5 separate regions of the Mus musculus genome follow, and regions 2, 3, 4 and 5 are each linked to region 1. A link is a loop called in an ENCODE intact Hi-C map of the cell type or tissue named here. Cell type or tissue: heart. All regions are shown on one strand.

Region 1 (5,000 bases):
CCTTGATCACTAATTGAGAAAATGCCTTACAGCCAGATCTCATGGAGGCATTTCCTCAAGGGAGGCTCCTTTCTCTGTGATAACTCCAGCTTGAGTCAAGCTGACACACAAAACCAGTCAGTACAACTATCTTTAGTTCCCTTGCTAATCAGTCACTGCTAACCTCTGTCTCTGAACTAACATCCAACCATCACATGAAACCTTTTAATGTATTCACTTAGTCTACCAACCCCAAACTAATTGCCAGAGGATTTATTCCTTCCTTTTGGTGTGTACTATTACTTCTATGTTGGAACATGGTTCTGGGGTAATCTGAAACCGTGTTCTTGAACCACAGTCATGCATGTGGCTCAGAATAGACTCATATTCCCTGTGAAGTAAGAGGTATGGTTTTGTGTTGATGTATGCTACCTATTTAAAAATATTTGTAAATTTACTTGACTATTTTGTTAGTCATTGCTCACTGGTGCTGGCCACTGAGACTGATCTGGGTTAAATCCCTGAGATCCACATATTTGACTTCACACACATGTGAACACATGCACACCCAGACACTCACACACACATATGTGGACTCTCTCTCTCTCTCTCTCTCTCTCTCTCTCTCTCTCTCTCACACACACACACACACACACACACACACATCACTACACCCAGATGAAAATCGTTTTTTAAATTATTGAGGCAGCTGGACATGGTGACACGTGCCTTTCTTTAATCACAGCACTTGGGGAGGCAGAACAGGCAGATCTCTGTGAGTTTGAGGTCAGCCTGGTCTACATAGAGAGTTACTGGCCAACCAGAGCTACAAAGCCCAACCCAGCTTCAAAAAATGAAGGGAGGGAGGGAGGAAAGGAGGGAGGGAGAAAGGAAGGAAGGAGATGGGGGAGGGAGAGGGAGAAAGAGTCAAAGTAGTTTAGAGGCATGTACAATAAGAGGCATATGCAATACAAATTGCTGGTAAGATACTTCTAATAGCCGATAGGTGTATGAGAAAGGCACGGCCGCATGAAGACCAGTGCTCAGTTACATTACTGAATGTTAAATGCAATAACATTGAAGTTTCCCTAATCTTTCTTGTCTGCCTTGTTAGTGAGACCTTTTAAGCTCACATGCCTGTTAGCTTTTAATCTGCACCTTATCTTATTGCTCCAATGATTTTCATTATTTATTTCACCCTTGTGGTTCACAGCCTCTCCACAAAAAGAATACTTTCCAAGTCCAGGAATAGAACTTCCCAGGGCATATGAGTTTGAAACCATTTTTACCTTCTTTAAAAAACAAAAAAACACTCATGGAAGGAGTTACAGAGACAAAATTTGGAGCTGCGACGAAAGGATGGACCATCTAGTGATTGCCATATGCAGGGATCCATCCCATAATCAGCTTCCAAACGCTGACACCATTGCATACACTAGCAAGATTTTGCTGAAAGGACCCAGATATAGCTCTCTCTTGTGAGACTATGCCGGGGCCTAGCAAACACAGACGTGGATGCTCACAGTCAGCTATTGGATGGATCACACGGCCCCCAATGGAGGAGCTAGAGAAATTACCCAAGGAGCTAAAGGGAACTGCAACCCTATAGGTGGAACAACATTATGAACTAACCAGTACCCCGGAGCTCTTGACTCTAGCTGCATATGTATCAAAAGATGGCCTAGTTGGCCATCACTGGAAAGAGAGGCCCATTGGACTTGCAAACTTTATATGCCCCAGTACAGGGGAACGCCAGGGCCAAAAAGGGGGAGTGGGTGGGTAGGGGATTGGGGGGGTGGGTATGGGGGACTTTTGGGATAGCATTGAAAATGTAAACGAGGAAAATACCTAATAAAAATAAATAAATAAATAAATAAATAAATAAAACAAAACAAACAAACAAACAAAAAACCAAAAAAACCCAAAACCTCAAACATTTATTCCATGTATTTAGTTATTTAGTGTGTGTGTGTGTGTGTGTGTGTGTGTGTGTGTCTCCCACGGAAGGCCACAGACATCATGTCACAAAAGCAAAAGGTTGCTATTGACCCTCTATGGAGTTAACAGAACAGGGCAGAGAGCCATGGTCGCTCCTGCTTCATGCTAATAACTATTCTTTGGACTCAGTCTAGTCTTTACTTTTATAATGTCCTACTACCACTGCAGGACAAGTTGAAATGGGTTTGAGAGTGAAAAAGTTAGTGGACTTTAAAATACATTTTTTTCAAATAAAAAAAAAGCAATTTTAAAAAACAGCTTTATCATCCTTTCCCTCTAAAATAGAAAGCATTCGCAATGATTTTTGCATTTTAAATATTGTGTTGGGAACTCCAGGCAAATGGAAATAGTGTGCAAGTGTGAAAGAGCCTCGTGTTTGGCATGGCGGCACCTATGCTACCTGAAAGGGTGCTTGAAAATAAACAGCGTGGAGGCAACTTTTGGGAAAAGAAAGGAGCCTCAAAGGCCGCAAACCTGTAGAGGAGCTCAACTGGCAAGCAGCAGATGGAGCTAAAAGATCAAAGGACCAGCAGCGCTTCCCAGACTGCAAAGGCCAGCGCGCCCCCTGCTGCACCTTCCTCAAGCGCCAGGCCAGGATCACAGAACTCACTTCATAGGCTTTAAGGAAGGGCACCGAAAAGGATACACCACCATCTCAAAACACTAAAATCCAGATAAGCGACTTGTCCAGAGCCAGTCAGTGAGGGGTTACCGTGGAATAACACATACCAGGTACCTGCAAACATGCAACGGCCAACTATATTAACAAGGGTCGCATAAAGTTGGTTATTGTTTTGTTTTTCTTTGTTTTATTTTTCAAGACAGGGTTTCTCTGTGTAGCTCTGGCTGTCCTGGAACTCACTCTTTAGTAAGCTGGCCGAAAACGTAAAGATCTGACTGCCTCTGCCTCCCGAGTGCTGGGATTAAAGGAGTGCGCCACCACCACCTGGTTATGAAGTTGTTCTTGAGTGAAACTGCATCCTTTTTAGCTGTCAAACTTAGGTTCACCTCGAGTAAAGAATTTCCCTTAAGTATATAGATATAGATAGATATACTTAAATTCATATATATGTATATATATGAGTATATGTATATATGAATATACATATATAAAAATTTACATAATTTGATTTGGCTTTTTGTTTCCCTTTTAGTGTTAGAAGGTGAACATTCCATGTAGTTAACATTTTTGGACTTAAGTTTTTCTTTTTATGGTAGAACTATTCCATACAAATAAACAAACACTCTCCTTTTGAGTTCATTAAGAAGCCTGGAGATGGAGAGATGGCTCAGCGGTGAACAGCACCTGCTGCTCTCCTTACAGAGGACCCAGGTTTGATTTCTAGCACCATACGGCTCAGCCCGGTCTGTAAATCCAGTTCCAGGAGCGCGCGCGCCACCACTGCGCATGCCTGCCCGCGGCCCGTCGCCCTGGATGACGCCACCGACCGGCGTCCAGCCTGGCGCCATGCTGCGCTGGGGAGGCGCGGGGCTCGCGCGGGGCCTGCGGGCCGTTCGGTCCGCATGGCTGCGAGGTCCGCGCGGGCTCCCATTGGCCCTGGTGCGCAGCGCAGGGGTTCCGGGCGCGCGGGATCGGCGAGCCCCGGCCCCCGGGACGCAGCGGGGCCGAGCTCTCAGCCTGTCGGCCGCGGCCGTGGTGAACTCGGCGCCCCGCCCGCTGCAGCCCTACCTGCGCCTCATGCGCCTGGACAAGCCCATAGGTGAGTGGGGCGGGCTGGGCTGCGCTGCGCTCGACAGCCTGCCTGCCTGAGGAGCAGGGCCGCAGTGACCGCGACTCCGCTGCGATGCACCCATTGGGCCAGTCCCCTCGGGACTCGGTCAGGACCTTAGCCAGGGACACGCAGATTTTCCCTCGCTCTGAGCCGGGAGTCCCGGAGGCGGACGTTGATAATCACATATTCCCAGACCATTCCACAAACTCCAGACCACTCCTACCCCATTCAGATGTGAGCAGGTGCTCCTTTGCTTTCACGAAGCTTTTGATTGTTGATTTGCAGTTTTGAAGCATTTCTGCATTCATTAGTTTTCGATTTTTGCCTCCAATTATGTAAGGCCCAAGGGGCATGTAAGTAAGACTATTGAAATCAAGGCTCCTCGTCAGAGCCAGACCAGAAGGACCCCAAAAGTGTTACTACTGGGCTTTTTTTCCCCCTCATCACCGGTTACAAAGATTGAGAGCATCTGAACACAGCCGGGTTATCGTGCTTTAGAATTGCCCGCCAACGTAAACTCACACAAGCCTCTCTATGACCTTCTTTTTCTCAGTCTTTTTCATCAAAGTGCTCACGGACTATTGACACCTGTGACACAATATAAGCTCCGTCTGCACGCAAGGTTTCTGTCTAGTTGGTAAAACGATGCCCGGAGTTGTAGATGAAGTCACCTGGCCTTAGTGACAGAATGAGCTAGGAAAACTACCAGCTTTGAAAGAATTTGTTTCTGGCTGGAAAAGACAGTTGATAACCTAGGAAAGTATGGAAAAGTATCAGAGGTATAGGTCATGCACAGGAAAAGAAAAATAACTTACTGTCTCCAGAGTTCGAACAACTGAAAAAAATAGTACTCCAAAGGAAATGCTATATTATAGAGTAGAGAGGTCTTGGAGAAATATTTTCAAAATCCAAGGGTAGCTAAATATGGTGGCTCACATCTATAGTCTAACATCCAACGGCAGGAGGGCTGATTCAAGTTGCAAGTCAGTCTGGGCTTTATATTCTGAAATAAAAGCCAAACAAACAGACTTAGTGCTGAAACATTAAGACTAGGAGCCTGACCTGCAACCCTGGAAAGATGTAGGAAGAGGGATACAACTGAATTCCAGCTAATCTAGATGTCAGTATGTACAGTTTCAGCGTATGGAAGAACATCCAAATGCCAAACTTATTTGTTCTGCCTTTACCTATCCAGGACCCCCAACGTGGCCCCGTTTGGGTTTGGTGTTTGTTTTTGGACAGGGTCCCATATGTGTCTTTGGCTAACCTTGACCTCCTGCCTCCATTTCC
Region 2 (5,000 bases), 140 kb before region 1:
TGTCACAACCAGCCTTGAACTCTGGTGGCTAGCTCATGTAATGAAAACTAAATACCATGGGCCTTTACATGTATTATGTATAATTATATATGTGATACATATGATAGTACCACGGAATATATATTAATACATACACATTCTATAATACATATGTATTATACATATGTTTTTCTTTTTTTTCTTTTTTTTTTTTTTTTTTTTGGTTTTTTGAGACAGGGTTTCTCTGTGTAGCCCTGGCTGTCCTGGAACTCACTGTAGACCAGGCTGGCCTTGAACTCAGAAATCCGCCTGCCTCTGCCTCCCGAGTGCTGGGATTAAAGGCGTGGGCCACCACCGCCCGGCACTATACATATGTATTCTATAAATTCTCCTTTCCTAGGGGGAGGAGAACTCCACAAGCTATTAGTGACCACAGAGTGGAGCTGTGACTTCTTCCATGTTGCCACTGACAAGCTAATCCTGGCTATTGCACAACAAAACTGAGACATGCAATACTAATGCAATTCAGGAGCATGCCACTTTGCCAAGTTTCAATTATTTAAAAACCATCGGCTTTTTAAATTGTGTATGACACGTGTGAAATACATGTCAATCCCTCACCTTCTCACTTACTTTAGTCATATCAAATGATCCAACACAATATGTTCGTGCTTATCATTGAACTTTCACAATGTTATAAACATACATAGTCTTTAAACTAGACTCAGTTCATAACTTTATAATTGCAAGCAAACAAACCAAAGAATCAAATACACACAGACAGAATAACGCAACACAGCGGGAATACTCTAGAGAAGATAATTCCCACCCACCACTGGTTATTGATCTTCCATAAGTTCCAATAGATGAAGGGCAGTGGAAACCCCAAAAAGACATATCCGTGGTATTAAAATATTGCTAAGCGATTCTTATTTTTACAACCATTAGTAGCCTTAAACTATGCATAAACAGTGTTTTCCATGCATGCTGCAGGTGTCTCAGCCAAGCTGATGAAAGAAGCACCCTACCCGGCTAGAGGACACCGCGCTCCCTACAACCCGCGTCTCCCGGTGCGCAGGCTCAAGCCCCGCCCCTACGCTCCAGCCTCCCGTCATGCTCCGCGATAGTGGCTGTGGCGGCAGCGACCGAGGCGGCAGTATGGAGGGCGAGAGCACGTTGGGGGTGCTGTCTGGCTTCGTGCTCGGCGCGCTCACTTTCCATCATCTCAACACAGACTCAGACACGGTGAGCCGGGCGCGGCTGCCGACCCCGCCCGCAGTCCCCGCTCGCTCCGTGGGTTCGCGGAGCAGGGCGCCCTCCCGGGCTCTCATCCGGGCCCTTTTTCTCTGCTCGCCCTTGGGCTTGGAGGAAAGTTCCCCGGGGCCTCCGGCTCGGCGACGAAAGTCGGGCAGCTTACCTGCCTCGCTACCCTGCTGTGCGAAGGATCCCGGCGCCGGGTCCTACTCGCAGCGCGTGAGCGTCGCGAGGCTCGGGAGGACGAGCAGGGGCGAGCCAGACCCCGCACCCAGCCGCAAGGGGCTGGCTAGTTGTAGGGCTACCCTGGCATGAGGCTGTAAGATCCGGCTATTTCTGTGCTACTTTCCGTTACAAACGCACCTTGTCCAGGATCAGATGTGTAAATGCATTTTTAAGCCTTTGCCTCCTTTCGAAGCCCGTGAGTGACATTGAAAACAAATTTTAAGGCTTTTTTTTTTTTTTTTGGTAGATTAAAAACTTACCGTAAAACTTTGAGGTCTGGCAGTAGCATCTTGTATTAAGTTCTTAGTAACATAAAGAAAGAAACTAGAAACATCTAAAATGAGTTTGGGGTCTGCACGAATACAGTGCAGAGAGCACCATACTGAACAGTGTGGAGTAAGGTATTTGAACTGTTGAGTCCTTCGCTTTAAGTGTCAGATCTGCGTTGCCTAAATTGCTTCTCAGCACAGTCCCAGTGATAGGAGTGTACAATGATTTTGATGTGCAGTACATCAAAATACCAGGGGGAAACAAATGACATCTTTGAATGCGCGAGGTACTCACCGGGCAGCACATAATGGGATGATACATTAGCATGGCTCTACGGGAGGATGATACACAAACTTCATACTAAACACAAACACGTGTGTGTGTGTATCTGTGGGACTTATTTTAGAAGATGTTTAGCGTGAACATAAGTAAACTGCCCTAAGTCTGTAGTTTATAGGATTAGCCCTTGTACACTACATCTTGGTGTTTGACCCTAGTTTCTCAGATATTTTAACTTTTGTTTGTTTGTTTGAAGAGTCATTTACTGAGCATCTGTGGATCACACATGGGCAGTGCCCAAGTAGACCAGAAGAGGGCATAACATCCCCTGGAACTTAATGGGAGATAAAGATGTGGGCGCTGAGAACTAAATCCTGTTCTTTTGCAAGAGCAGCCACTGCTCTTAATGACTGAATCGTCCCTCCAGCTCAACTAAAGTTTTTAGAGTTGGTTTCTGAATAATTGTACTTAGAATTGACTGGTACTTTTCCTAGTTTTTAACATTGGGAGTATCAAAATCAAGAACATTTGCAATTGCAGATTTTTACCCACTTGATTCTGTTAAAAGACTGGGACATTCCTATGTTTGTTTGGTTGGTCGTTCGATTATTTTGATGAAATGGAGGCAGGGCATTATAAACCAATTTTAATGAATAGAAGAGTTCACTTGATCTTTAAATGCACCCAAAGAAAAAACTTGAGTCACTGAAATGAGAAAACAAAACAAAAACTCAAAAGGCTGCCTGTATTTTAAAAGAAAACAGGCACACAGTAGACCCACTGGGAAGCAGATGTAACTGAATTACAAATCTTTATTTTTTTTTAATAATTTTTAGACAGATTTACATCTGAAAACATTGATCACTTTAGCATTCCATAGCTAAGAAACCTCCACTGACACTCAGAAATATGTGTAAAATCCAGACTTGGGCTGCTCATTTGGATTATCTTGTGGGACTTTACCCTCTTGTTACAACTGTCCACAGAAGCCTTGCGCTTCAAGACAAACTGCTCAGCTGAGCTCTTAAACAGACTTAAAACTTTTATGCATTTGAGTTAGGGGTGCTTCACTCTCTGCCTTCCCAAACTATTACCAAGCCCTTTAAAGTCAGTTCTACTCAGCCTGGCGTGGTGGCGCTCGCCTTTAATCCCAGCACTTGGGAGGCAGAAGGCAGGCGAATTTCTGAGTTCAAGGCCAGCCTGGTCTACAAAGTGAGTTCCAGGACAGCCAGAGCTACACAGAGAAACCCTGTCTCAAAACAAACAAACAAACAAATCAGTTCCACTCTGTCTCCCTCTCAGCCTTTCCCAGTTACCCATGTGCCCACTACCTATAACACATTTGTATATTGTGAAATTCTGAGAAGATATGATTAGGAGATAGAATATTGACCCTAGCCAGTGTGTTTCATATACTGCTTCTTTTGTTTACTCTCATAGGAAGGTTTTCTCCTCGGTGAAATGAAAGGTGAAGCCAAGAATAGCATTACTGATTCACAGATGGACAACGTTAAAGTTGTTTATACAATTGGTGAGTCACTTAGTTCTGTTTTGGTAGTTTGCATGCCGAGGACAAGCAGCATAAGTGTTACTTTCACTCTTATATTTTAGTTGTTCTGGGGAATATACACATGTGTGTGTTTAAACTGTTAACATATATACGGTAATGTTTTGAAAAGCACTCCAAAAAAAAAAAAAAAAGAAAAGAAAAGAAAAAACCAAAAGTGTGGGTGCAGTGGTACACACCTGTAATCCTCACACTAAGAAAGTAGAGGCAGGAGGATCAGAAGTACAGCTCTACACATTTGCTGTTGTCTAGGGAGTGTAACACTTGCAGTTCCAGGTGGGACTCCAGGTTGGATTTCTAGCCCTGCATGTCTGGGAGTCACTTGATTTCTGGGTGAGCGTGGTCTGTCTTAGGGTGGTCTGAAGAGGGATGAGCTCTGCATAGTGAAGCTCCTAGCTAGCGGGAGGCCAAACGCTCCTCAGGGTGGTGGGCAGTGGGCAAGCAATTAATACACTCATGACTAGAAATCCTTTTTCTCCTAGACATTCAGAAATATATCCCATGCTACCGGCTTTTTAGGTGAGTAATAGTATTAGTAAAAACAAGTAAATTATCCATTGTGACAATTGTTTGCAAGGTAAATAATTTTAAAAACTAACAGTGTCTTCATAACCAGACATGGTAATTGAGTGTCTTGGTTACATAGAAGTTTGTTTGTTTTTTTTTCAGTATCTAAGGTACACTAGTCCACATCAACTGCATCTGTAATTTCATTAGTTGTGTTACCCTTAGCTGGCTTCTACTGCCTCTGAAAAACCAGTGTTCTCTGAGAATTGCCTTTTCTTCTCACACACAATCCTCTCATTGCATATATAAACTCATGACTGACAGGTACTTTAATGTCACTAACAGTCACCAAGCAAACAGACACAACCGTAGGATGGTGTTATTTTAAAGACTGTTTTATGATTTATATCAGCCACAGGAGAAAAAGAATGAGTGTCGTACACTCTCACACAGTGTATACATGTCTAAGACGGTGGGAGTTACAAGGCATACGTGGTAAAGAGGGATCTGTGGGGAAGAAAGTATGACAAGACAGCCTGGGGTGTTCTCAGACTGATAAAGCAGGAAGGAGTCAGTCTGCTTACAGCCCTTCTTACACACTGGACGTGCAGGTCTAGTCATTGAACGGGGAGTTCTTAGTGGAACCTCCTAGAAAAGACTTCTTGAAGGGCCTTCTGGATCAGCAAAGGATTAAGAGAACCTGTATTTCCGGGCAACTACATTAAGAATCAGGCTAGTTTAGTAGTGTCTGGGCTAGTTTAGTAGTGTCAGCAAATACACTGATTTGCTCATTTCAGAAGTCTACAAGTTTCTTGAAAACAGGTCATTGAAACCTAAAACATAGTTTGTTTTTTTTGTTTTTGCTTTTGATTTTCCAAGACAGGGTTTCTCTGTGTAGCCCTTGCTGTCCTGGGACTTG
Region 3 (5,000 bases), 110 kb before region 1:
TTTTAACTTTTACACCCGTTTGGCCCTTACTGAGGCTTTCAGTAGTCATAGACTACCGATGGGAATTTTTAATAAGGCTATTCTCCACCCTCCCTCCCAATCCTACTGGCATAGACTGGTCTAAATTAGGATTAAATTTACTGGCTGGTAGAATGATAAAAATGTTTAGGGAACCGTCAAGGAGTTGAATTTCAATGATTGATAGTCTGCCTTCACAATGATGGTTTTGATTATTTGAGAAACAAAACAGCCAGGCCTGAGAGCTCATGCCTTTAATACCTGCACTTGGAAGGGAGAGGCAGGAGGATCTCTGTGAGTTTGAGGCCAGCCTGGTCCACATCTGAGTTCCAGGACAGCCAGGCCTACATAATGAGACACTGGCTCAAACAAACAAACAAAAAAGCAAAATACGCTGGGCTGAGAGATGGTGGTTGTTGGTTGTGAGCACTTCCTGCTCTTCCTGAGGGCCTGACGAGTTCTTTCTGACACCGAGCTCTAAGAGGAGTCAGCATCTCTGGCCTCCATAGATACCTGCACCCATGCACACATGTACACACACACACACGCATACACAAGCACATACACACACACATTTAAAAACTAACGGAATTAAGGGAATTGGCCATTTAAGCTTTCATATAAAACCACAAAGCTTTTTAGCATAATTTAAGATATTGTTGAGTTTTCTAGTGTCAGTGTTAGATATTGTTTAGCTCTATGTTACATTTCCATTTTCAGAGCAGAAAATGTGTATCTTAAAATAAGACAGACCGTCTTCCATAAAGACATATATTGTAGAAGAAATAATCATAATATCTAGAGCGGATCTAACCTGATATCATACGAAGTTTAGCAACAAAACTCAGGAAGTCCGTGAAGCTTCTGAAATTGTTTCTGAAGTGTTGTGTTTATATGAATAGCTGGACTTTTCCTTAGTTTTATTTTTGTGAGGTTCTATGATCCACAAAAAGACTTGGAGAGTTTTTCTAATGGTTAATGAAGTAAGAATTAAAGTTAAAAGAGCGTTTTATGGGGGCTGGGAAGAAGGCTCAGTCAGAGAAGCCAAGTTTGGATCCCTAGCATCCGTGTGAAAGCCAGGCATGATGACACTCGCCTGAAATGCAACACTGGGGAGACACAAAGATGCCCCTTGCAGCTCACTGGCTCGCTAGTCTTGCTGAATAGTGAATTCCAGGTTTAGTGAGAGATGAGAAAACCACTTGATGTCGGCCTTTGGCCTCTGTGCAGACACTTACTCAGTACACAGATGCAGACACATGCATGTCCATACAAAATACACACGAAGAACATTTTGTGTACTTATACTGATAGAAGTAATATATAACTAAAAAGGATGTTAACATGATGTATTAAAAGAAAATGGTAAGCACTTCCAACTATAATTCATGACATGCATGCATGCACCCACTATGTGCATGCCTGATGCCTTCAGAGATCACTAAAAGGCACCGGATCCCCTAAAACTGGTTGTGAGGTGCCATGTGGGTGCTGGGAACTGATCCCCCATCCTCTGAAAAAGCAGTCGGCATTCTTAACTGCTGAGCCGTCCCCCCAGTCCCAGCTGATGGATCATTTTTTCTAGGGACTATCTAAACCACAGAGAGAAAGAAAAATGCGAAGTGATTAAAAGTTTGAGGAATATCGGCAATGGTAAAGTGTGTCCTGTCCTGAAGCGCACCGTCCCTTTCGGCATCGCCTATCACCACAGCGGTTTAACTAGCGAAGAGCGGAAGCTTCTGGAAGAGGCTTACTCCACAGGCGTGCTCTGTCTCTTGACCTGCACGTCCACCCTGGCAGCAGGGGTCAATCTGCCTGCACGGAGGTAAGCTCTCCTCCGCTGAGTTGGTGGGTTTGTTTCCTTTAATGTCTTAATGAAAAGCCACTTTTCCTGGCACTAGGTCCCTCCCTCTTGGCTCCCTCTCTTCTGTGTTTGGTTGTCTGTGTCTTCTCCCTGTGGGACAGGGTCCAACTGGAGGGAGTCCTGCCTCAGCCCCCTTCCTAGAACTGGAATTAGAGGCATTATAATGTCTCCTGGGGTATCAGATCTGAATCTACTTCTGGGAAGGTTGGACAAGACTGAGAGAGATCATTTAGTAGATCTCCTTGAAATGTTAGTGAACTGATTTGGAAAGCCAGTCAGGGGTGGAGTTCAGTGTCTAGAACCTTGCTTGACCTGTGTTTAATTCACAGGGAATGGGCTGATTAAAGCCATCTTTGATGGTTTGTATATTCTTGGACCAGAGAGTGGCACCATCTGGAGGTGTGACCTTGATGGAATAGGTGTGACCTGGTTGGAATAGGTGTGTCACTGTGGGTGTGGACTTAAAACTCTCACCCTAGTTGCCTGGAAGTCAGTCTTCCAACTAGCAGCCTTTGGATGAAGACATAGAACTCTCAGCTCTGCCTGTGCCATGCCTGCCTGGATGCTGCCATGCTCTCATTATTTCTTAATGATAATGGACTGAACCTCTGAACCTGTAAGCCAGCCCCAATTAAATGTTGTTTTTATAAGACTTGCCTTGGTCATGGTGTCTGTTCACAGCAGTAAAACCCTGACTAATATACCATCTGAATGCATTAGAGTGTGTGTGTGTGTGTGTGTGTGTGTGTGTGTGTGTGTGTGTGTGTGTGTATGTGTTTGTGACAGGGTTTCTTTGTGTAGTCTTGGCTGTCCTGAAACTCATTCTGTAGACCAGGCTAGCCTGGAACTTAGAGATTCACCTGCCTCTGCCTCTCCCTCGCAAGTGCTGGGATTCAAGGCCTGCATCACTGCCACCTGGCATGAACAGAATAGCTTTGTCTCAGTTAGGGTTTCCTTCTGTGAACAGACACCATGACCAAGGCAACTCTTATGAAGGACAACATTTAACTGGGGCTGGCTTTCTGTTTCAGAGGTTCAGTCCATTATCATCATGGTGGGAGCATGGCAGCATGTAGGCAGGATCTGTATCTAGATCAGAAGGCAGCCAGGAGGAGACTCTTCCACACTGGGCAGAGCTTGAGCTCTAGGAAACCTCAAAGCCCAGCCCACAGTGATGGACTTCCTCCCACATGGCCACACCTCCTTATAGTGCCACTCCCCATGGCTGAGCATATCCAATCACCACAAACTCTTGTAGGTCAGACCCTATGTCACCTTTTCGGATATTACCGAACGGTGGAAAACTGTATAATTGGCTTCTCTTTATAACTTATTCCTTGGGGGGAGAGGGGCTCTAGCAAATAATTTATGTTCACAAAATGTTTATGAACATTAAATAGAATGTTTTTCTGGTGGATATACAGTCTTTCGTCTCAGTGACATAGTCGTTAGCTATGCTGTTCCCCCTTCACATTTATGTATATTTATTTATCTAGTTACAGACAGGGTCACACTGTGTAGCCCTGGCTGGTCTGGAACTCACCATGTAGACCTGCCTTTAAAACAAAGGTCCACCTGCTGGGATTGAAGCCTGCACCACCATTCCCAGCATGGAAGCAGCTTTGTGTCTGTGCGGGCCTGTAGTTGTCTGCTTTCCCAAAGCTCTCTTTCTATATTCATAGAAATAGAGAAGGATATAATATGTAATATATAGGTAGAGGAGCGTGCATGTCGCAGTGTGACCGTGGAGGTCGGAGGTGAGCTTCAGGGTTCAGGAGTCTGTTGGTTTCCTCCGTCCACCTTGTGAATCCTCGTGATAAAGCCAGGCTGTCAGCCTTGGAGGCCGGTACCATGCCACTGAGCCAGCCGCTCTTGCAGCTTTGCACTTTCCCCTGTACCCTTCCATTTTCCTCATGGTGAGTAATGGCGCTTACTATGGTCGGTGTGTCCTTCCCTCCTGTCCCTACGTCACCAGCTCCCACACCTGGCACCTAACTGATAAATGTGCATTCATTTAGTCAGCCCTCATGATTTATCACCAATATTTTATGCAATTGAAATCTATAAAATAATGAACTTCCCCAGCACTCAGGAGGCAGAGACAGGCGGATCTGTGAGTTCAAGCCCAGCCTGGTCTGCAGAGTAAGGTCCAGGACAGCCAGGGCTGCACAGAGAAACCCTGTCTCAAAAAAAAAAAAAAATAGATAGATGATAGATAGATAGATAGATAGATAGATAGATAGATAGATAGATAGATAGATAGATAGATAGCTTGCTTGCTTGCTTGCTTGCTTGCTTGTTGAATGTCACATCAAATAGATGAGTTTCAAAGCCAAGTTGGAGCCCAGGCAGCCTGCTCATGTAATCCCTGCAGTCCCAGTTCACTGTCTTTTGTTAGGGCGTGGCACTTGGTGGGAGGCTCCATCCTTTGTCTCAGAGCTGTTGCTGGTCATTTCTGTATTCCATCTCTCCATGAGCTTCATTCTCTTCTCTTATGACTTAGGCTAGCCTGGGATAAAGACGTGAAGTTACAGCTTATCAGCTGTTTTTCTCCAACTTTACCTTCCATATAAAATTCAAGTTTTAGTGGGCTGGAAGACAGTATAGTGCAGAGTGCTTGCCTAACACCTAGAAAGTTCTAGGTTCAAACCCAAGTACCACCAGCCCCCCCAATCTGTTTTCTTTTAAAGACCCAGAAGTAGAAGGTTAGCAAAGTGGGATGGGGTAAAAGGACGTGGGATGAATACAGTGGCAACTGTACACATGGGGTGTCGGGACAGAGCAAACTAGCTTTTTCCAGTTCTATTAGTTATGTTTATTCATTACATCTTTAGATTTTAAATGCATTTTAAATTTTCAAAAACTCTGATATACTTCTTGTAGAAGTCTGCTTGAAAACACTGGATATGATTCCCTCTGGAATTTTTTGTGGATACTGTTTACAATTTTCCCAAATTCTTTACTGTATTTGTTGTATGCAGCCATTTTTCTGTGTTCTCTTACTTTTCCACCATTTTGTTTTCTTCAAGCTTTCACCAATCTACATAGGCCATTGAGATTTATAAATAAGGAAGTCGATAATGCAAATTATAGACTCTTCAATTGCCCTTGAAGAGCA
Region 4 (5,000 bases), 120 kb before region 1:
AAATGACAGCGAAGAGGACATGTTTGGTGACTATGACAGCTTTACAGAAAGTTCCTTCTTAGCTCACGTTGATGACCTGGAACAGAGATATATGCAACTGCCTGAATGTGGGGACCGTGATGCAGACTCTGGCACCAAAGACCTTTGTTCAGCAGGCCTCAAAAACAACCTCAGAGTTACTACTGTAATCAACCTCACTGACCCGGAAACTAGTGAGCACGGCCAGAAGCAGAGTCACCTAGATGTCCCTGCTGAACCAGAACCTGGAAGCGATCTTTCGTTTGATGTGCCTTCTTCTCAAATTTTATACTTTGAAAATCCGCAGAACTCACCAGAAGCTTTGGGCGATCCGTGCACTAAGAAGACAAATGGGGACCCACAGAAGTCATCACATGAAGAGTTGGTCTCCAGCCACACAGAGCAACCCGAGCCAAATAATGACTTCTCTAACGTCAGAGCTGCTTCAGAGTCAAGCAGGAGAAAAAGTCTGAAAGACCATCTGAAAAGTACCATGGCTGGGAATGCCAGGGCCCAGACCCCAGCATTTCCCAGGAGTAAACACCTCAGAGAGGCGCTCCTGTCTGAGGAGATCAGCGTCGCCAAGAAAGCCATTGAGTCACCGTCAGATGATCTTGGTCCTTTTTATTCGCTACCCAGCAAAGTGAGAGATCTTTACGTTCAATTGAAAGGAATCAAAAAGCTATATGGTAATGCTTTGTATAAAAAGGAAACCAAATTTATAGTTCAAATAGTATTAGAGTATTAAACCAAATCAGTGGAAGCAGGTGATTCCCTGGTTCCGTCTCTGATCTCGAATGAGCAAGAGTATCAGTTGCGTTAACCCTGCATCCCTCTCGTGGACTTCTTTCCTTCCTTGTGTATTGTCCTTCTCAGGGTAGGTATCTGGCTTTGTCTTCAGTCCATTCACTCCTGTGCCCTTGTGTAAGTGACTAAGACTAAGGAGCTTGAGCACTGACATGCGTCCAGAGCAGCTACGTGTCCTACCGTTTTCAACCCCTTCACACTCTGCTTCTGACCTTCCTCTGATTCGTTTTTATTGTTTCTTTGGCATTTAGAGTTGTGGCAATTCCTTTGAATGCTCAGAATCTTAAGTGAAAGAAGTTGGTAATAGCAGTTAAAATTAAAATGCATTTAAAGACAGCTAAGATGTAAGTGCAGAAAAGACTACAGTAGGGGCTGGAGAGTTGGCTTAGTCGTTACGAGCACTGGCTGCTCTTCCAAAGGACCAGGGTTCAGTTCCCAGAACCTACACGGCAGCTCACAACTGCCTGTGACTCCAGTTCCAGGAGATCTGACACCATCTCTCACACATACAAGCAAGAAGAACACCAGTGCACATAAGACAAAAATAATTTTTTTAAGAAGACAGCAGTAATAATAATTATGTGATGTTTTTCAAAAGCCCCGTGTCCTTGCATATATTTCAGATAGACCATGGTAAACAAGGGCACAGCAGCTGCCATACTAGGAGATCAGTCCATCAGCCGTCACTGGAAGCTTCCTTGGGAGAACTTTTGAAGTATTTGAAGACGTGGATTGTCAGGAGACAGTCAGGTTGAAGTAGAAAGATAGGAAACAAAAGACTACCTTCAGCCAGTAAGAATCTAGACATTCTAGATGTCTCAGCAACTAAGGACTTAGGACTATCTGGTTCCCAGCACCCACACGGTGGCTTACGGCATCTGTAACTCCAGCTCCAGGGGAATCTGAGTCCCTCTTCAGACCTCTGGGACTAGACATGTACTGTCCGCATAAACACAAAATCCAAGAAATTCTAAATTGTGAGGCACATGGCTTGTGAGCAAACAGTCTTGTGCTGGGTAGTGTGCAGCCCCACAGTCCTTGCCCTCAGGAGGTGGAGGTCAGACGATCAGGACTTCAAGGTCATTCTCAGCTACATAGCAAGTTCAAGGCCAGCCTGGGCTACATGAGACCCTGTCTCAATAATACTCAAAGAACCTTTTGTTACTCTAAGTACAGGCTAACTTTCTTCCCTCTGCCCTTCCACTGGCTGCTTTGTTGAGTCTCAGTCTGCTGCCAGAGGGATTCCTTGAGGGTAGGATTTTAGGCCTCTCCTATTTTGTTTGGCTTTTGGAGTCTATAGGTAGTTTGTGGTATCTGACGTTGAACCCATGACATGAAAGGTACTCTGCCGCTGAACTACATACCTAGCCTTCCTGTTTTGAAACAGGATCTCATAGCACAGGCTTGTCCCAAACCAATGCTCTTTCTACATCTATGTCCCAAATACTGAGATTACAGGCATGTAACAGTGCTCGGTTAGGACAGGAATGGAACGCAACGTTTAAGTAGCTAGCACTGTGCTTAGTATATTGTGTTTTGGAGAGAACTCAACTGCCAGGTTTTGTCAGCCTCTTTAACCCTGGCCTTGTTGCTTACACAGTGCCTTATCTATCTAACGGGTGCGGGGAACAGTGTAGTTAGATTCTTTGCCAAGTGCACAATAATTATAACAACTGTTAGTTATATTCAGTGTCTTAAGTGAAAGCTTCAGCAAACAGCTTTGCATATGTGAGGGTAAGTGCACGTGTGCACACGCCTGTGTAGCTGAGTTTCGGTACAAACACCTGCAGTTTCATAACTGGTGGCTGATACCAATCGGAAAATATTTACATTTTAAATATTTTGGTTTATTTATAGTCTGGAGATCAAATGTAAGGCCTTGCACATCACGTACACACTTTACTACTGAGCTAACTCTGTTTAATTTTTTTTTTTTTTTTTTAATTTATGTGAGTACACTGGAGCTGTCTTCAGACACACCAGAAGAGGGCGTCAGATCTCACTCTCACTGTTACTCAGGCATAACTATTCCAATGCCTTGTTTTGTGGAGGATCTCACTGTAGCCCTGGCTGGCCTGGAATTCACAGCAGTCTACCTGCCTCTGACTCCCTTTTACCAGGATTAAAAGTCTGTACACACTCTAGCCTCTCTTTTTAAAAACAATATATCCAAGCCCTTTAAATTAAGTTTGGGGTGAGTTTTCTTAAACTATAGTATGTGTAAATTGCTCAAATTTAGACTCAGTTTTTTACTTTTTTTTCTCCATTTGTTTATTTTTGTATACTTGTATGTGTGGGGCACACATGTGAGTCAGGACAACTTGTGGGATTTCGTTCTCTCTGTTTACTGGGCGGGTCCTTAGGATCAAGGCTTGGCCACAAATGACCCTGTGCACTGAACCCTCTCACCCCCTTAGATTCCCATTTATAAGCTGTGACTAACAAAGCTGCAGTAGCTTTGTTAACTTGTACTCATTAGACAATGATGTCACAAATGTCCCCCACATACTGTGTGCACCCTCCTCTATGTGTCGATGGAGAATCCTAGAAGAAACTCGATGTTCCAAAAAGAACCTGGCAGCCAATGTTCTCACAAACCGTACAGTGGTTTCTTCCCTCTGTAGTTGGGTCTGGGTTTTCTGTGTGCGGATTTTTTTTTTCCCCTTCCTATTGGTAGGTTACTTGTTTTTATGTATCGATTACTTTGTTTCTCTAATGATAAGATGCTACCACTTGGGCTAGAGAGATGGTTCAACAGTAAAGAACACTCACTGATCTTCCAGGGTCCTGGGTCCAAGTCTCAGAGCACCAAGGCACATACAAGTGGTGGATGGCATATATGTATGTATATGTCTGCATACCTGCAAGCTAAACAACCAACGCGGAAACATACTAGCATTCACTAGCATTCATGTGTACTTTGTATTACTTCCATTATTATTTTGATCCAGGGCCTCATGGAACCCAGTCTAGCTAGGTAGTTGGGGGTGAACTTGAACTTTGATCTCTCTGTCTCCACTACTCAGGTGCTAGGATCACAGGCGTGAGCCACCGGACCCCTCTTTTAAACAAACAAACAAAAAAAGATTTATCTGCCTTTATTTGTTTGTTTATTTATTTGTTTGTTTGTTTGTTTGTTTGTTTATCTGCCTTGATGGAATCTGACATCTGCAACTACTGTAAGGGTGAGCCAGCTGCCCACCTGTTGACAAGGTCTGAGCTCAGACTTGCTGGCTGTGCACATTCTGGGCTTTGGGCATTGACCATTTGTAGGAATCACATCTCTCCTCATGAGAAGATTGCCATGTCGAGATACTGGATTTCCTCCCAGAAAAAAGTCCTGAGAGCATAGACGGGAAAATAATCTCTCGCATTTTTCTTTGAATTCTACAGACTGGCAACATACTTGCTTAACGCTAAGATCTGTGCAAGAAAGAAAAAATTTAATATATTCCTTGCCAACGAGTGGCGGGAAAACCCTTGTGGCTGAGATCTTAATGCTGCAAGAGCTGCTCTGCCGACAGAAAGATGTCTTAATGATCCTTCCGTATGTGGCCATTGTCCAAGAGAAGGTGTGTGGTTAAATAGCTGTAACTTTCTAATACGACGCTTTCACATCTAAAGACTAGCACACATGTATTAACTTTGAGCTGAGTCACGATATTTTTTCAGTATGTACAAGTGCTTGACTGTTTCCAAGTAGTAACTGCATATAGTTTTTCCTAAGTTGCTTTGAGCGGTCTCTTAAATGTTCCGTTAATATTTAGCCTGCTTTTTCAACCAGAAACCAGCTCACTACCTCATCAGGATAAATGAGTCAATCCCATGTGGCTTTTATATAAAAGGCAACGAGTAAAATCTGTTTTCATATTATGGTTTAAAAGCTGACACATACCAGGGTTGGAGCAGGGGTTAAGGGCCTTGGCTGCTCTTCCGGAAGTCTCAGGCTTGACTCTGAGCAGCCAGCTGGTGGCTCGAAACCATCTGTAACTCTAGTCCGGAGGGAATCCATCACCCTCTTTCTTTGGCTTCTGGCACTGCATGCACACAATGTGTGCAGACAGAACACCCATCCACGTAGAATAATTAAAGAGTTACATGTACTTATTTGGTAAAGATCATGGCCTTATTAAAAACCAGCACTTCCTAGCTAGGCGTTCCTAGATTGGACCCAC
Region 5 (5,000 bases), 240 kb before region 1:
TTCCCCCTAATTACTCAGATGGCGAAACAGAGGCCTCTAAAGGTCAAGGAGTTTGATAGAAGTCACTCCACTAATAAAAGTGACATCAGAACTAGGCCTGGTTAATCGCAAGTCGAAACCCATCCTCCATCGGTGCACTGCCAATCCATCCCTCCCAATCATTAAACTGAACGTATGTTTTAAAGATAACGCATTTGGTTTTGCTTTAAATTGCTTTAGAATTGCCAACAGGACAACGAGCTTCAAAACTAGCACTGAATGATGCAAATCGATTTGAATATTCTTCTTTGAGATAAATTGGCCTTCAGGCACACCGACCAGACTCTGCTTTGTACAAAAGACGGAAGCAAATAATGATGGTGATAAGCACACAGAAGAAAATGACCCGTATTTTTGGACAAGTCGTTGCTAAGTATCTTCTGATCTGAAATCAATCCAAATCGTTCCCCTGAGTCTGGAGGCTCCTTATCCTCTGTCAATGAGGTTTGCTACGTCAGTGGCTTCAGAGTTCAAAGCTCCAGCTATGAAAGACACACCCTTTCCTGTAAATGCTCTAAGCAAAGTGTGTGTGTGGTCTGTGACGCAATCCCAGCTCCATAATACTGCGTACTATGGAACTATGACTATATCTCCCGTCTTTAAACACACAGAAGTCAAGGGCAGGTTCCTTGACCCTACAGCAATACTTGTTGGGTACTTGAGTCTCAAATTGCTGATTCTTTGAAACAACAAATCAGACGAGGGAACCTCTTGTAAACCTTTGACCCAATAAAGCAAGACTCCTTCAGGAATCTTTTGGGGATTTTTCAACGATATGTTGTCATATGAACTCGAAACACATTTATCCAAACAAATTGACTTTATTGTCATTTTTTTCTTTTTTTAAAGATTTATTTATTTTATCCCCCCCCCCCGTGTGTGTGTGTGTGTGTGTGTGTGTGTGTGTGTGTGTGTGTTGCCTGCACATATTGGTATGTACCTGTTGCCTGAAGAGGAGAGAAGTGTGCTCTAGAACTGATGACAGACTGTGGGGAGCTGTCATGTGGGCGCTAGGAATCAAACCCCAGTCCTCTGCAAGAGCAGCCAGTGCTCTTTGACTGTGAAGCCATCACTCCCACCCCAAGAGTTTTCCTTAGTGGACCCGGATTCGAGGACCAGGAATGGATGCTGTATTGGACCCCTGGGGAACACACAGCATCTTGAAAACCCAGACTCCTGTTGAGTAGCTCACTGCGCCTTTGAGTCCTCTCCTCGGTGGCAGCGGCGGGAGGGGGGGGGGTGGGGGGGGTGAGCTCTTGTGTTGCCCTCAGGAAAACAATGGAAGATAGGATCTTTCAGAACAGCGTGCCTGGGGAAAAGCTGGGCCTTTGGAACAAAGCAGGACGGGTTACTCTTTAAAGGTTTCACACTTTCCCAGCAAATATTCTCACTACAACCACTCCTCCTGGGGTAACATAGCCTACCCTGTTTCCTGTCCCCCCAATCACGGGGGATAGGCGCTGGGTGACCATGGAGTCCTACTCACCCAACTGCATGACTAACCTGTGACCCAGTGAGGCCAGAGTCTTTAAGCTTTTTCTCTATATAGCTGAGTCACAACATGAAAACGCTATTTGATTTGAAATTGTGGTTTGGGGCAACAATCTATCTTCCTGATGGGTGTATAAAGCCAGCTGGAAATAATGAAGAGATTGCAGGTTCTAATGAACCTCGGGTCTACCCTGGATCTGCCTTCCAAGGATCTAGTTCCCACCGCAATGCCTTCACTTCCATGGGATCTGTTGAATCCAGCTGAAATGGGTTCTGTTTCCAAGTTTTAAAAACTTACTTCTAGCAAGTTAAGTTGAACTCAATGTAGTCACGATGCTACACGTAAAGTCCACAAGATGGCGCTCTCCTCAAGCTTTCGTTCCATGGCTTCCCAACCAGCCATTCTAGCTGATAGCCACATTCACAAATCATAATCAGTTGAAAACTCTCAATGGTTCCGAATGCACTCCAATGGTTACAGCTGTGCCGAGTAGGGCACCCTGCATGGAGTGCTTAAAACCAAGCAGGTGTGGAAAGCTATAGTGTGGCCATCTCTTTCAGGACAACATCAACCTGCAATGGGTTTAGGAGATTTTGTATGAAATGCTCTGCGACAGCTGAGATCACAGAGCCCTATAACCCACCCATCCACTAGCCTGATTAGCCTTCAGGGCCAAAGAGCTTTACTGTAAGGTTGTTACCTACCGGGATATCACAAGTCTGTGTCCCTATCTCAGCCCAGATTTAGTGCACTGGTGAGTTGGAGAAGTCTTCTGCCTACAACTTCCGGTTCCGGCTTACTGCACAAATAACACTGTCTTTTCATGAGGTTTTTGGGTTTGTTTGTTTTTTTTAAGATTTACTTATTTTATGTATATGAGTGCTCTATCTTCGTGTATGCCTGCATGCTGGATGACAGGATTAGATCCCAGATGGTTGTGAGCCACCAGGTGGTTGCTGGGAATTGAACTCAGGACCACTGAAAGAACAGATAGTGCTCTTAACTGCTGAGCCATCTCTCCAGCCCCTTTAAATGAGGTTTTAATGGGTGTTTTGAAAATGGAAGGGCTTGACCTCTTGGATAAAATATAAGGTTCCTATCACCATAATAAAAATTCTGTACACTCTATTAAAACTTCCCTACTTGGCAGGGTGTCAGTAGCACACAACTTTAATTGAAGTGCTCAGGAGGCAGGCGGATCTCTCTGAGTTCAAGGCCAGCCTGGTCTACAGAGTTAGTTCCAGCCAGGGATGCACAGAGAAACCCTGTCTCAAAATATAGATAAATTAGATTAGATAGATAGGATAGAGAGAGAGAGAGAGAGAGAGATGATAGATTGATAGATAGATAGATGATAGATAGATAGATAGATAGAATGATAGATTGATTGATAGATAATAGATAGAATGATAGGTAGGTAGGTAGAATAATAGATGAAGATAGAAAGATAGAGAGAATGATAGATAAGATAGAATGATAGATAGATAATAGAATGATATATGTAAATAGATAGAAAGAGATAGAATGATAGATAGATAGATAGATAGATAGATAGGATGATAGATAGAATGATATAGAGATAGATGGATAGATAGATAGATAGATAGATAGAATGATAGATAGAATGATATAGAGATAGATGGATAGATAGATAGATAGATAGATAGATAGATAGATAGATAGATAATCCTTCTTGGCTTGTTGATCTCTTGGGAGAGAATAAAATCACTATCACAATTTTTAAACCAAATTAAACACTTGCCAAGATAATGGACACTGGCCAGGTCCATACCTTGGATTCCCAGAAAATGGTTGCTAGTTACATTAGTTTGGGCAGAACCCACAAGGCTACATATGTATCGACTTCATCCAATCAGAGGCAAGTATACATTATGACATACTTCCCACCTATGTGTGACCAAGCTTATCCTTCTGAGCCAGGGCAACCAACCTTTTTTACAAAAGTGAACAACACCTGGCTTGTAATCTTACATGAACAACAGCCCCCAGGATTCCAGGAAGCTAACTGTCCTTGGGCCAGGAAGGCTTACAGGTTAGTCTCTTAACTAAACACACGCACGGCATAGCTTCGGTTCTTTTGCATAAGCAGACAGCCCAGTGTGAAGCCAAAGTGGAGGGAGGCATTTGGTTCCAATGCACACGAGCAGGCTTGAGTCACCCATTCTCTCTCAAGTTCAAAAGAAATGTCCTCCAGCAAGCCCCGCCCTCTGCCCACTCCTAGATGCATTTGCAGGACTGGAAGACAATCTGGCAGGAGATAGGAAGCTTTAGGCTTAGCCCCACCTCTGCTCTCCACACTGACCTCGACTCACATAACCGCTCTGTAGCTTCAGCACCCCGAGAGCAAGGAATTCCTTCTCCGGTTACTTACCTCGAGGACACTGTGAGGACACTGTCATTAGTTCATGACAGTTTAAAATTTGACCAGTGTTTCATTCGATCACAACAACTTTCCATTTCTGAAGTAAGAAAATTGATAAAATGTTAAACAAATGCATTGCTACAATAGACAAAACCTGAGAAGTCTATGGCTTAACATCATGAAGGCTGGTTGGTTGGTTGGTTGGTTGGTTGGTTGGTTGGTTGATTTTTCCCCAGTCTGATGAATGTCGTCCAGCTGTTCCGTATCAGTGGGTAACCTCTCTTTATGTGAGGAAGTGAAGTACCAAGTCCTCTTGCTTGGGGCTCCTTAGGGCTCTTGGGCTTTGGCCTTCTGCTTCCAACTGGCAGACAGGCTAAGAGAGTGGAGAAAATCCCATCCCAGGTGGTTTCCACTCTCCTTGTTGAGAACCAGTCAATGGCTCCATTCAGATGAAAAGGGGCATTGAGAAATGTAGCAGCTGGCTGGGGGCTGCTTCCTAGGGACAATGTCGTTCCCTGGCAGAAGAAGGAAACTGTGGTGAGTGAGCAGAGCCCTGCTTGGCTGTAGCTAAGTCACCCCTTCAAGGCTCCTTCAATGAGAGGTGAGCGCCAGCCACCTACTTCTGAGTAGCTGTTTGCCACAAGCTCAGCAGCTTAAAATAATACCGTGCAGGTATCAGGATGTGGTTTAGCTGGGTTACCTGGCGCAGAGTCAGAAGCTGCATTCTGGATGTTGGCCCAGCCTCCAGTCTCTGGAGGGCCAATCAGAAAAGAAGTCACGTTCCTACCCACACAATTCTTGAGGCTCCTCGGGGCCCTTGCAAGCTTCAGGTTCATGACAGCCTCCCTCCTCAGCACGAGCACAGGAGGAAGGGAGAAACAGAGAAGCAACGGGAAAGGCAGACAGAGGCTCTATCTAGGGCGGTGGTTCTCAACGTTCCTAATGCTGCAACTCTTGAATGCATACAGTCCCACACATTGTAGTGGCCCCAACCATAAAATTATCTTCACTACTACTTTGTAACTGTGATTTTGCTACTTTTATGAACCGTATCATACCTATTTTTTGGAGATAGAGGTTTGTCGT

The links. A loop is a pair of places that touch in the nucleus more often than their neighbours do. Peaks named below come from ENCODE experiments on the same cell type or tissue, not always from the same donor. Only the 100,000 strongest peaks of a DNase experiment are listed, where the experiment ranks them.
Region 2: it touches region 1 in a loop (3.0-fold over the local background); 9 of 42 quality-filtered maps call a loop at or near these places.
Region 3: a loop joins it to region 1, with 3 times the contacts of the local background. A loop is called at or near these places in 16 of 42 quality-filtered maps.
Region 4: a loop joins it to region 1, with 3 times the contacts of the local background. A loop is called at or near these places in 18 of 42 quality-filtered maps.
Region 5: a loop joins it to region 1, with 16 times the contacts of the local background. A loop is called at or near these places in 27 of 42 quality-filtered maps.

What each region holds. Positions count from the first base shown.
Region 1 is chr5:100,672,687-100,677,686 of GRCm38, reverse strand. Coq2 (coenzyme Q2 4-hydroxybenzoate polyprenyltransferase) reads left to right here and starts at 3,431. Exons shown (of 7, transcript NM_027978.2): 1 at 3,431-3,698. The coding sequence starts at 3,446. In heart, a CTCF peak has its summit at 2,541 (motif pointing left); DNase peaks (open chromatin) are centred at 2,546 and 3,416; H3K4me3 peaks cover 2,065 bases; H3K27ac peaks cover 1,468 bases.
Region 2 is chr5:100,817,055-100,822,054 of GRCm38, reverse strand. It overlaps Abraxas1 (BRCA1 A complex subunit), which reads left to right and starts at 1,120. Exons shown (of 9, transcript NM_172405.3): 1 at 1,120-1,224; 2 at 3,448-3,538; 3 at 4,057-4,093. The coding sequence starts at 1,138. In heart, a CTCF peak has its summit at 2,311 (motif pointing right); a DNase peak (open chromatin) is centred at 1,084; H3K4me3 peaks cover 1,794 bases; H3K27ac peaks cover 1,314 bases.
Region 3 is chr5:100,779,801-100,784,800 of GRCm38, reverse strand. Helq (helicase, POLQ-like) reads left to right here. Exons shown (of 18, transcript NM_001081107.1): 9 at 1,604-1,843. Among named protein-coding and RNA genes, the nearest start is that of Helq, 16 kb to the left of the region's middle. In heart, no CTCF peak of the experiment used is centred here; no DNase peak of the experiment used is centred here.
Region 4 is chr5:100,792,061-100,797,060 of GRCm38, reverse strand. Helq (helicase, POLQ-like) reads left to right here. Exons shown (of 18, transcript NM_001081107.1): 2 at 1-707; 3 at 4,219-4,397. Among named protein-coding and RNA genes, the nearest start is that of Helq, 4.0 kb to the left of the region's middle. In heart, a CTCF peak has its summit at 2,815 (motif pointing right); no DNase peak of the experiment used is centred here.
Region 5 is chr5:100,912,197-100,917,196 of GRCm38, reverse strand. Gm36793 (predicted gene, 36793) reads left to right here and starts at 3,505. Exons shown (of 3, transcript NR_168093.1): 1 at 3,505-3,584. Gm36740 (a long non-coding RNA gene) reads right to left here and starts at 4,004. Exons shown (of 3, transcript XR_389418.1): 1 at 3,924-4,004. In heart, a CTCF peak has its summit at 1,878 (motif pointing right); no DNase peak of the experiment used is centred here; H3K27me3 peaks cover 229 bases.